2 separate regions of the Homo sapiens genome follow, and region 2 is linked to region 1. A link is a contact called in ENCODE Hi-C or POLR2A ChIA-PET data. All regions are on one chromosome and are shown on one strand. The core of a region is the stretch at or near the end of the contact, and the rest is flanking DNA. Distances in the headings are between cores, read along the strand shown.

Evidence for each region. A loop is a pair of places that touch in the nucleus more often than their neighbours do. ChIA-PET counts read pairs that join two places held with the same protein, here RNA polymerase II (POLR2A). Pooled maps may share reads with other maps.
Region 2: a loop to region 1 is called in a pooled map, with 4 times the contacts of the local background. The contact joins the enhancer-like site here to the promoter of CTIF in region 1. A Hi-C loop is called at or near these places in 1 of 37 single-sample maps with no recorded cell type and 8 of 50 pooled maps. POLR2A ChIA-PET finds 5 or more read pairs at or near these places in 1 of 52 experiments (AG04450).

Annotation. Positions count from the first base shown.
Region 1 is chr18:48,537,781-48,542,282 of GRCh38, reverse strand. CTIF (cap binding complex dependent translation initiation factor) reads right to left here and starts at 3,252. Exons shown (of 12, transcript NM_014772.3): 1 at 2,971-3,252. RefSeq lists silencers at 887-1,366, 1,687-1,776, 2,207-2,566, 3,067-3,146.
Region 2 is chr18:48,444,611-48,449,112 of GRCh38, reverse strand. No RefSeq gene overlaps it. Among named protein-coding and RNA genes, the nearest start is that of ZBTB7C, 37 kb to the right of the region's middle. RefSeq lists an enhancer at 3,281-3,575. Within about 2 kb of position 2,537, at least 2 of the 41 ENCODE cell types and tissues checked have a DNase peak (open chromatin) inside an H3K27ac peak, as active enhancers do.

The sequences.
Region 1 (4,502 bases), core at 2,003-4,502:
ATACCATATACATTTATTATATGCACATATGATTCTGGTAGAAACTGGATGTATCACAGCTGCTATCCATTCACCAACAGCAAATTATTAAATGCGTGGTAATAACAGCAATGCAGACTTCCGTTCTTTAGTGGCTGCTCTCATTAGGAATGGTTAACAAATCAAGAGTGTTTTGAGAAAGAATATGTGTCAGCATAATATACTCTATTTTTTAGCTTCAGTATTTCCTGAGGTGTCAAGAATCCATACTCAGAAAAAAAGTGGCCACTATTAATTAAATGCCATAAGCTGAGAAAAGGGGGAATGTGGCCCTTCCCCCACCCAGAGGCCTTATGCAAGCCACATTTTTGAGCCTCAGTGTGTTCATCCGTAAAATGGGGCTAATACTCTCCTACCTCACAGGACCCTCTTAATAAATGCTATGATATCTGGCGGGGGAGGGGGGAGGTTCTGGGGGAAGAAAACCTGCCCTGTAAGGTCATACAAACATATTATTATTCTAGCAAGCTGTTAATCACTGATGACACTGTGCCCTAGAATGTGTTACAAAATTGCTGCCTCTGAGCATCCATTATCCAGGACAGATACTTGACACAGATGAGGTGATCTGTGTGTAAATCGAATCCTGTGTCAAACACTCAGGAGTTTCCCCAGACAACCTGAGCGTGTCCTGGCCATCCTCTAGCGTCTGTTCGGTGCATTCTGTTCACGTATAATTGGGTTTTCTTGAAAGCCAGGCCATCTCCTCGCGCAGCCCGAGCCTGCTAGGAGCCTGGATTCCTGAGGTTTTCAGCCCAGATCGGGCCCTGGGCAGGAGGAACTGGGAACGGACAGCCGGCGGCCCCTCCCTGCGCTCTGGGCGGCTCCTTCCTCTCGGCCCTGGCTCCAGCAGCGGCGGCGCTCTCTCGCGCTGTGTCACTTTCGCCCTACGGAGGCTCTAGCCGCGGCCGAGCCGGCGGCTCCAGCGGCTTCCTCCTTGGTCGCGCGGGCCCCTGGACTGGGGGATAATCCTCGGGCCGCAGAGACACAGCGCCGGGCGGGCGGCGGCCTGGGCCGGGCTGGGGCGCGCTGGGCTTGGGCTCCCACTGTCCCCAGACTGAAGAGCCGGGGCTGCGGTTGGCAGTCGCTGACTCTCTCCCCGGTCTGCGAAGGCAGCGGCGGCGAGCGCGGGCACGCACACCCATAGAACGCCTCGGTGCGGGGTCACCCCAGCGTGGACTGGGGGCGGCGCAGCCAAACCAACCCCCCGCGCCGCCGGGTGGACCCCCAGTCTGCCGGGTCACGGGGCGTCGCGGACGCGGAGGGAGGGGCTGTGTGACTCCGGCCGCACAGCGGACCTGGGACTCCTGCACCGAAGACCAGCACACGCGACCCTACGGTCTTCCCCGGCCCACAGCCGCACGGTCCCCTCTCCAAGTAACTCGGGCGCGCGCGCGCGGGGACACACGACCCCGACTTAGACAAGGAGGGGGCTGGCGGGACAGGTCGCGCGGAGGATCGGGGCCCACGCTTGTCCCCACTACGCCGCGGTCTGCGGTCCCCGCCCCCCACACACACCGGAGCCGTGTGTACACACAAACAGCCGGGCGGGGGAGGCGACGCCTCACTCCTCGGGGTGGAGACGCACGCGGCGCCGCCAGTCAGCCCTCCCCTCTACACGCCGCACACCCCGCGGTGCTCACACCCCCCAGCCCCAACCCTGAAAACTCCGCGGAACCAAACAGAGCCAACGCCGCCCAGATAACGGGCTCGGACCACCCCCCTCCCGATTGTCTTTTACCATCAATAGAGAAACACTCGGCTCAGGCGCGCGGTGTCCCGGACGCCCCCTCCGGCCACATCCAGGCACCGGCACGCGGCCCTCCGAGGCCCCAGACCTTCGCCGCAGCCCAAGCCATCGCCCCCCCGCCCGCCCTCCCCCATGACCGGCGCCCGGGACAGTTACCTGCTCGTCGTCCTGATGAACCCGAGCCGGAGCCCACCCCACGGCCTCTCGGGTCACTCGCCACCCAGAGGTGGCTTTTCAGAGCCTGTCAAGTGAACCCCTCTCCGCCGGGCGTATCTATTCCCCAGGCCCGATTGCACCGCAGCGACAGGAATAATAAAAAAAGCCAACAGAACCACAACCGTTGGGAATAACCAAAGGGGAGACCGCAACGGGTCCACCGATTTGGTTTCTTCCTCTGCTCCCATCCCCCGCTCCCCCCGCGGCCCGCGGGCTCACCGGGGACGCAGGGAGGGGGCTGCGCCCTGTCTAGACGACAGCCATCCACAGACATCCCCGAGCCCGCGGGGACGGGCGCGCACACTCACACACGCCCGCTGCCACAGACACAATCAGTCACCGGGGAAGGGAGGGGCGGCGTGGCGACACACTCTCGGGGTCCCTCCCGCAGCCCCGAGTGCCGCAGCCCCCGGCCCCCAAACGCCACCCCGAGACGGGCTCCCTACCTCGGCGGAGCGCGGTCTGAACAGCTGCAAGTTTGGCTGATACTAAACCAACTGCTCGATGCAGCAAATGCGGGCTTCAAAACAAAAGGGAGAGGAATCGCGCTCGCTCTTTTCCTCCTCCCAGGTCGGAACCCGGCACATGACAGCGGCTACACCGCGCAGCTCCAAAGCGAGCCGGGCTCCAGCCGTGCGTCCCCCAAGAGCCCCCCTTGGCGCCGGAGCTCCAGGGCCACGACACCCCGCGGGGCGGGGAACCCGGCAGGGAATGGGACAAACCCAGGGAGGGGGCGACACTGTGGAGTGCAGTTCCCCACCGAGGGGGAGGAGGGGATGGTAGATGGGTGCGGACACCCCGCTGGCCCAGGAGCAGGGATGGGGGGAAGGGGGCTGATTGTTTGGGGCGGTTTTCCCGGATTTATCTATAAGCACGCCCACGTCACGCAGCCCTCCTCCCGGGTCCCCGAATCGATCAGCAAGCTGAGATGACTATAAGAGGAGGACGGGCGAGGAGATGCTCACCTCGGGGTTCCTCTGGCCGCCGCGCCAAGCCCGAGTCGGGGGTGGGGGAAGGGGGCAGGGAAGGGGAAGGGAGGGACGAGGCTCCGGAGAGCCGACTCCTGCCTCGAGTTCGGAGCGTCCCAGCTGCGGAGGGGATCGGGCGCCCCAGCGCACAGACCCAGCAGAGAGGGGAGGGAGGGAGGGAAGGGAAACAGGGAGGGAGGGGCGGGTAGGGGGGAGGGAGTAGAGGAAGGAAAAAAAATGATCCCTGATCTGACACAGGGAAAGAGAATGTAGGAGAGTGACGTTCAGGCCCCGCCCTCCCCTCCGGCCACGTGCAAAGACTTGAAAGGAAAGAGGGCGGCTGGAGGCCTGCTGGGTAATGTAGTTCGCCTTTCTTTTCCAGGATGGCGGGCCCTGGAGAGCAGGGTGGCCCCAGGACGCTCGGGATGTCGCCTTAGCTGCCAAGACAGCCCAGTCTAGCGACGCCAAAACCCGCCGCCCAGCGACCCCACGGCGCTGGCGCAGCCCTGGGTGGGGGCCTCTGCGGTGGGAGAACTGGGGGCTTAGGCGCAGTCCAGGCTTACAGGGAAACGTTGGTTTTAGAGTCCGAAAGGCTTTAAGGATGAGAACGTCCGTGCCGAAAGTGCAAAGTCTGTGCTAATGGCAGATGAAAAGGAGCTTTGTGTATGCACTGGGGGGCCCAAGTGGCGTGATTAATGCTGCACTAAATGCCACCGTCGGTTATTGAGATGCATATGTTATAATTAACATTTGAGCATCTCTGTGTCGGGGGCTGGCTGTTGTAATTAGATACGCACTTTGCAACCAATTAATTTTCCTTCGGCCAAGCTAAGGGCTGGGACGGGGTGGTTGGGAGAATTCAACGTAGTGGATAATTCAGTAATGACTTAACCAGATCACCAATGTTTTGGTTAAAACTGAGCTTGGCACAGAGAGGCCTTCAGGAGAAATACTGAATAAAATACTGTATGCCCCAACAGGGAAGGGGGCTAGAAATTCATTAGAGGAACTGTGTGATGCAGTATAAACTGCTGTAGAAACCCATTTATTCATTAGTTTATATTCACATTTAGTGAGCACTTTCCACAGACCAGGTGTGTCTAGGAATGCCAAAACAGGTAAGACTCACAGTCTCTGCGCTCAAGGAGCTCAGTCCAGTATTAGGGACTACAGTCAATGAAAGTATTATACAAGGGATAAGTCAGCGCTTAACACAAAGTGCTGTGAAATTCCCCCCACCACACAACCTGGAGCAGCCAACTGGATGGAGGGTGGGTGGGGTCTGGGAGAGGGTCAGGAAGACTTCCTGGAGGAAGTGATACTTGAGCAAAGAATTTCTAAGTTTTTTTTTCTTTTTTTTTTTTTTTGGAGACTGAGTCTCTCTTTGTTGCCCTGGCTGGAGTGCAGTGGCGTGATCTTGGCTCACTGCAAGCTCTGCCTCCCTGGTTCATGCCATTCTCCTGCCTCAGCCTCCCAAGTAGCTGGGACTTCAGGCGCCCGCCACCACACCTGGCCAATTTTTTTTTTTT
Region 2 (4,502 bases), core at 1,288-3,787, 92 kb after region 1:
AGGTGCTCCTGCCTGCAGCGGGAGAGAACTCAGGCTGGCCACCCAGCCTGTTGTGACTTCATCCTGCCTGGGGCCAATTCCCAGGTGCCTGGAGGTAGAAAGGTGGGCAGTGGTGGTGTAGGGAGCCTGGAGTGCTGTCTCCCTTACTGGAGGTCTTTTAGATGGTGCCTCCAGTTTTTAGGTTAAGAGACGTCTTTCCTGGATGTTCCTTGCCAAAGCTATTTCCTCTGTTAGGCAAGCCAGCATCCTTCACAGATCCACACTGATTTTGAGCACCTATTTCATGACCAACAGAGTTCTAGGAGCTGGAGACACAGCAGGGAGCAAAACAAAACACCTGTTCACACCGCACGTCGGGGAGGCAGACAGTTAGCCAAGTCAAATCTGCACGTACGGGTTAGTGATGGCAAGGCCACTGAGAAACATAAAGCAGACCAGGGGATAGAGAGCGATGGGGCAGTGTTCTGTCACCTGCGGGGAAGTCAGGGAAGGCCCCTCTCATTATGAGACCCTTGGGCAGAAGCCTGAAGGAGGCAAGGCTGACCAGGCAGCTCTGAGGGAAGTGCTCCCGGCCAAGGGAACAGCAAAGGCAAAGGCCCTATATTAGTCCGTTCTCACACTGCTGTAAAGAACCACCTGAGACTAGGTAGTTTAGGAAAAGGTTTAATTGACACATAGTTCTACAGGCTGTACAGGAAGCATGACTGGGAGGCCTCAGGAAACTTACAGTCATGGTGGAAGGAGGAGGGGAAGCAAGTATGTCTTACGATGGCAAAGCAGGAGAGAGAGCGAAGAGGGAAGTGCCACACTTTCAAACAACCACTTCTTCTGAGAACTCCCTCACTATCACCAGATTGGCAAGGGGGAAGTCGGCCTCTATAATCCAATCACCTCTCACCAGGCCCCTCCCCTGACATGTGGGGATTACAGTTCGAGGTGAGGTTTGGATGGGGACACAGAGCCAAACCATATCAGGCCCCAAGGCAAGAGAGGGCTGGCATCCTGGAAGAGGGAGCTGGGAGCAGCCACAGAGGTGTGTGTGTGGGGGTGGGTGGTGTGGCGTGGGGGGTGGGAGTGGTGGGAGCTGAGGTCAGGCTGTAGGACCTGGCAACCTGTGCAGAACACCTTGGATTTTACTCTCAGTGGCATGGGAAGCCATTGGAAGGCTCTGAGCAGAGGAGAGACATGATCTGATGGGTGCTTTACAATATCACTCATCAGCCATCATCACCTTGGGTGCTGCATGAAATGAGACTTGAGAGAAGGGCAGGGGCTGGAGCATGAAGAGTGTTAGAGGCCAGATGAGGGAGCTGGGCCTTCATCATGAGGTCAATGGAGAGCCATGGAGGAGTTTAGAGGAAGGAGTTAGTCCTCATCCTTATCTTGGAATAGAAGGCTCTAAGCACAGAGAAGTGAGGTCACCCTTCCCGGAACACACATAACTGGATAAGGTGGCTCTGGGATGGAAACTGAGGTCTTCAGATTCCTATCCTCGTTACTATGAGCTTTCTCCTGAATAACAACAGGAGACATTTACTGGGCATTTTCTCAGATACCAACCCACTTATCTTTCAAAACAACCCTGGAGGTAGGCAATATTATGACTCTCATTTTACAGACAAGGACCCCAAGGCACAAAGGGGTTAAGGAACTTGTCTGAGGTTACATGGCTAGAAAGTGGTAGAGCCGGGATTGGAACCCAGGCAGCCTGGATCAGGAGTCCGTGGAGTCAACCAGTGTGCTCCAGGGCCTTGCTAAGTCCTCCAGCCATGTGAATAGATGGGTGGGAGAACCGGGACTAGTTTCTACGGTGTTTGCGGAGCCGAGTCAGCTCTGTACCTGCCTGTACTCAGACCCCCATACTTTTCCTGCATCCTTAGTCCATTCCCACTGAGACCCCCACTGCAGTAGACATCGAAGGAACAAGAAGCGCAGCGGAAAATTAGACGCAAGAATTGCCTCCCCAGGAAGATATTCAAAGCTGCTTCTTAACTTGTTGCGCCCCCAGATCCCTCAGATCTTGAGTGCCCTGGGGAGCCGCCGTGCCCTCTCGGCCATAAGCAGAACACAGAGCGGCGGCCTCTTGTGCGGTTTGATCATGTGAACCATCCCGGTTGAAAAAATGAAGGGTATCGAATTAGGAATGAAAATGATTCTTTCCCCAAGCTCTGAATGCACTCCAAAATCCCTAGGGGGAGGCTTGGGTTTGTGTTGGCAAAGGAGGAGCTGGTGGAAATGTCTGCAACTCAGTCTCACGCTTCCTCCTTCTCCCTGACTGATTGCCTTAACAGGCGCCGAGGCTCTCCAGCCGACAGGCCACCAGAGGGCACCCACAGACAGGGCTGGCAGTCTCGGGCGGGCAGGCGGGTTAGCGTCCTCTGAGAAGGCCGGGGTCGGATGTCGTGGCACTGCAGAGAGAAAAGCATACACAGGAGCCGAAACACACTGAGCAGGCCCAGGACGCGAGAACGTGGATCTGGAGCCACACCCAGCCCGTGGCCTTCCCATGCAATGGCTGTGACAACTCTCCGGTTCTGTGGCCTATGCACCAAAACAATACCTGTGGGCTCTGTCTCAGTGTCAAACTGGGATTATGTTTTTGTTTCCAAGATTAATTTGAAAAAGGTGACTGGGCATGGTGGCTCACGCCTGTAATGCTAGCACTTTGGGAGGCTGAGGCAGGAGGATCCCTTGAGCCCAGGAGTTCAAGACCAGCCTGGGCAACATAGGGAGATCCTGTCTCTATTTAAAGTTTTTTTTTTTTTTTAATTTTGAAAAAATAATTTAAAAAGAAAAAAGAAAAAGGCAAGTCCTCTGTAGATGTGTAAAGACCACAGCTAGAAGTGACTACAGATACTACTTTATTAACCACCATGAGGGTCAACTGACCCAGGCCCCCAAAGTTAATTATCCAAACCCTGGCGACATTGGCTAGTGGTGGTTTTAGCCCAAACATACACATATGTACCCACATCTCCCATGTGTTTATCACACTGAATGAGAATTACCTCCTTATTTACATGGGGACCTGAAGAGCAGGAACCATATCCTGTGAATCTCTGTTCCCAGTTGAACTTTAATGTATGTCAAACATATATAGAACATTTGGTTCCATTTCTCCAGCAAAGCCTGGAAGACAAGAAACATGATGCTTTTGTGGATTCCAAGTAGAGAAAACCTTCCTGTTCTGTGGCCTGGGATTATTTCCAACTAGGCAGGTCCATGATTTTAGGACGGCGGTCAGCAAACTATATACCTAAGCCAAATCTGGTCCGTTGCCTGTTTTTGTAAGTAAAGTTTTATTGGAACACAGCTATGCACATTCATTTACTTACTATCTATGTCTGCTTTTGTGCTACAGCAGCAGGGTTAAGCAGTTGCAACAGAGACCATATTGCCCCACCTACACTGAATGTTTGCTCTCTGGCCCTTTACAGAAACAGTCTGCTGACCCCTGCTGGAGGAGGACACAATAGCAGCCTTGGGATGTGGCTGGCAGGAGAGCTCCTCCTTGCTTCACTGTGGTGATGGTGGGGCCAGCAGAGCCCCCAAGGGATGCTAGCCATGCCTTGGGTGTGCTATGGGTATGTGAAATCTGCTTCGTGGGGACAGCCTTGCTGAGAAGCCAAGGGTCCTGCACAAGTCCTTCCAGTTCTTGATACCCAGCTGCAGTGCTAGAGTACCTGTACCCTAGCACAGCCTGGGAGGGTCTGGACATCTTAGATCAGCTTCATTCTCTCTCTCTCTCTCTTTAAACATTAAAAAAAGAACATTTTATTGAGATATAATCCACACATTTAAAGCATAAACTTCAGTCCCTTATCTCTTAACCTACTTGTCTTGTGACTCTTTTCCCTTTCGTTTCCTTAAGCTACACCTGTATAAACTTGTTCCCTGCAAAGATTTCAGTGAATTTATTCACAATCAGGTGTAAGTGACGAATAATAGTAGGATCCCTAGAATCTCAGGATGACCCATCCCATGTTGTATGCTTTTGTCTCAGGTAGAGTTTTTCCCAAGTACACACTGGGATGGAGTTTGGGGTACAGAAGAAGACATCAAACAGGGAGGCAGACCAAACAAAGCCTTAGCCAGCCTAGCTCTTGCCTAGATGTCCAGGCTTCTGTGCTTGTCCAGACCTCTCTCAGTCACCAGATGCAAGTGCCCCAGGAGAGGAGGCTCCCTGCAGGGGAGGCCAACCCTGAAGAGCTGACCCTGGAGGCTTTCTGCGGACCACACTCCCCACAGCTGGATAGCGAGCCCTTCCCTGAAGGGGATCTAGAAGCTGTGTTTCCATGTGCACCTCACCCTTTTAAAGGATCCCATAACCCAGTGACCCTCCAGCACCCCACTGATAGGAGGACTCTCCCAGGACCAGGGCACCCTCTTTCTACAGAGGCAGCCCATCCCCATTTCACAAGGTGCTGGGCTTCCCTCTGCTGAGCTAAAATCTGCACTCCTAAAATGCAGGAGTGCTAGTCTAGGTTCTGCCCTTTGGAGCT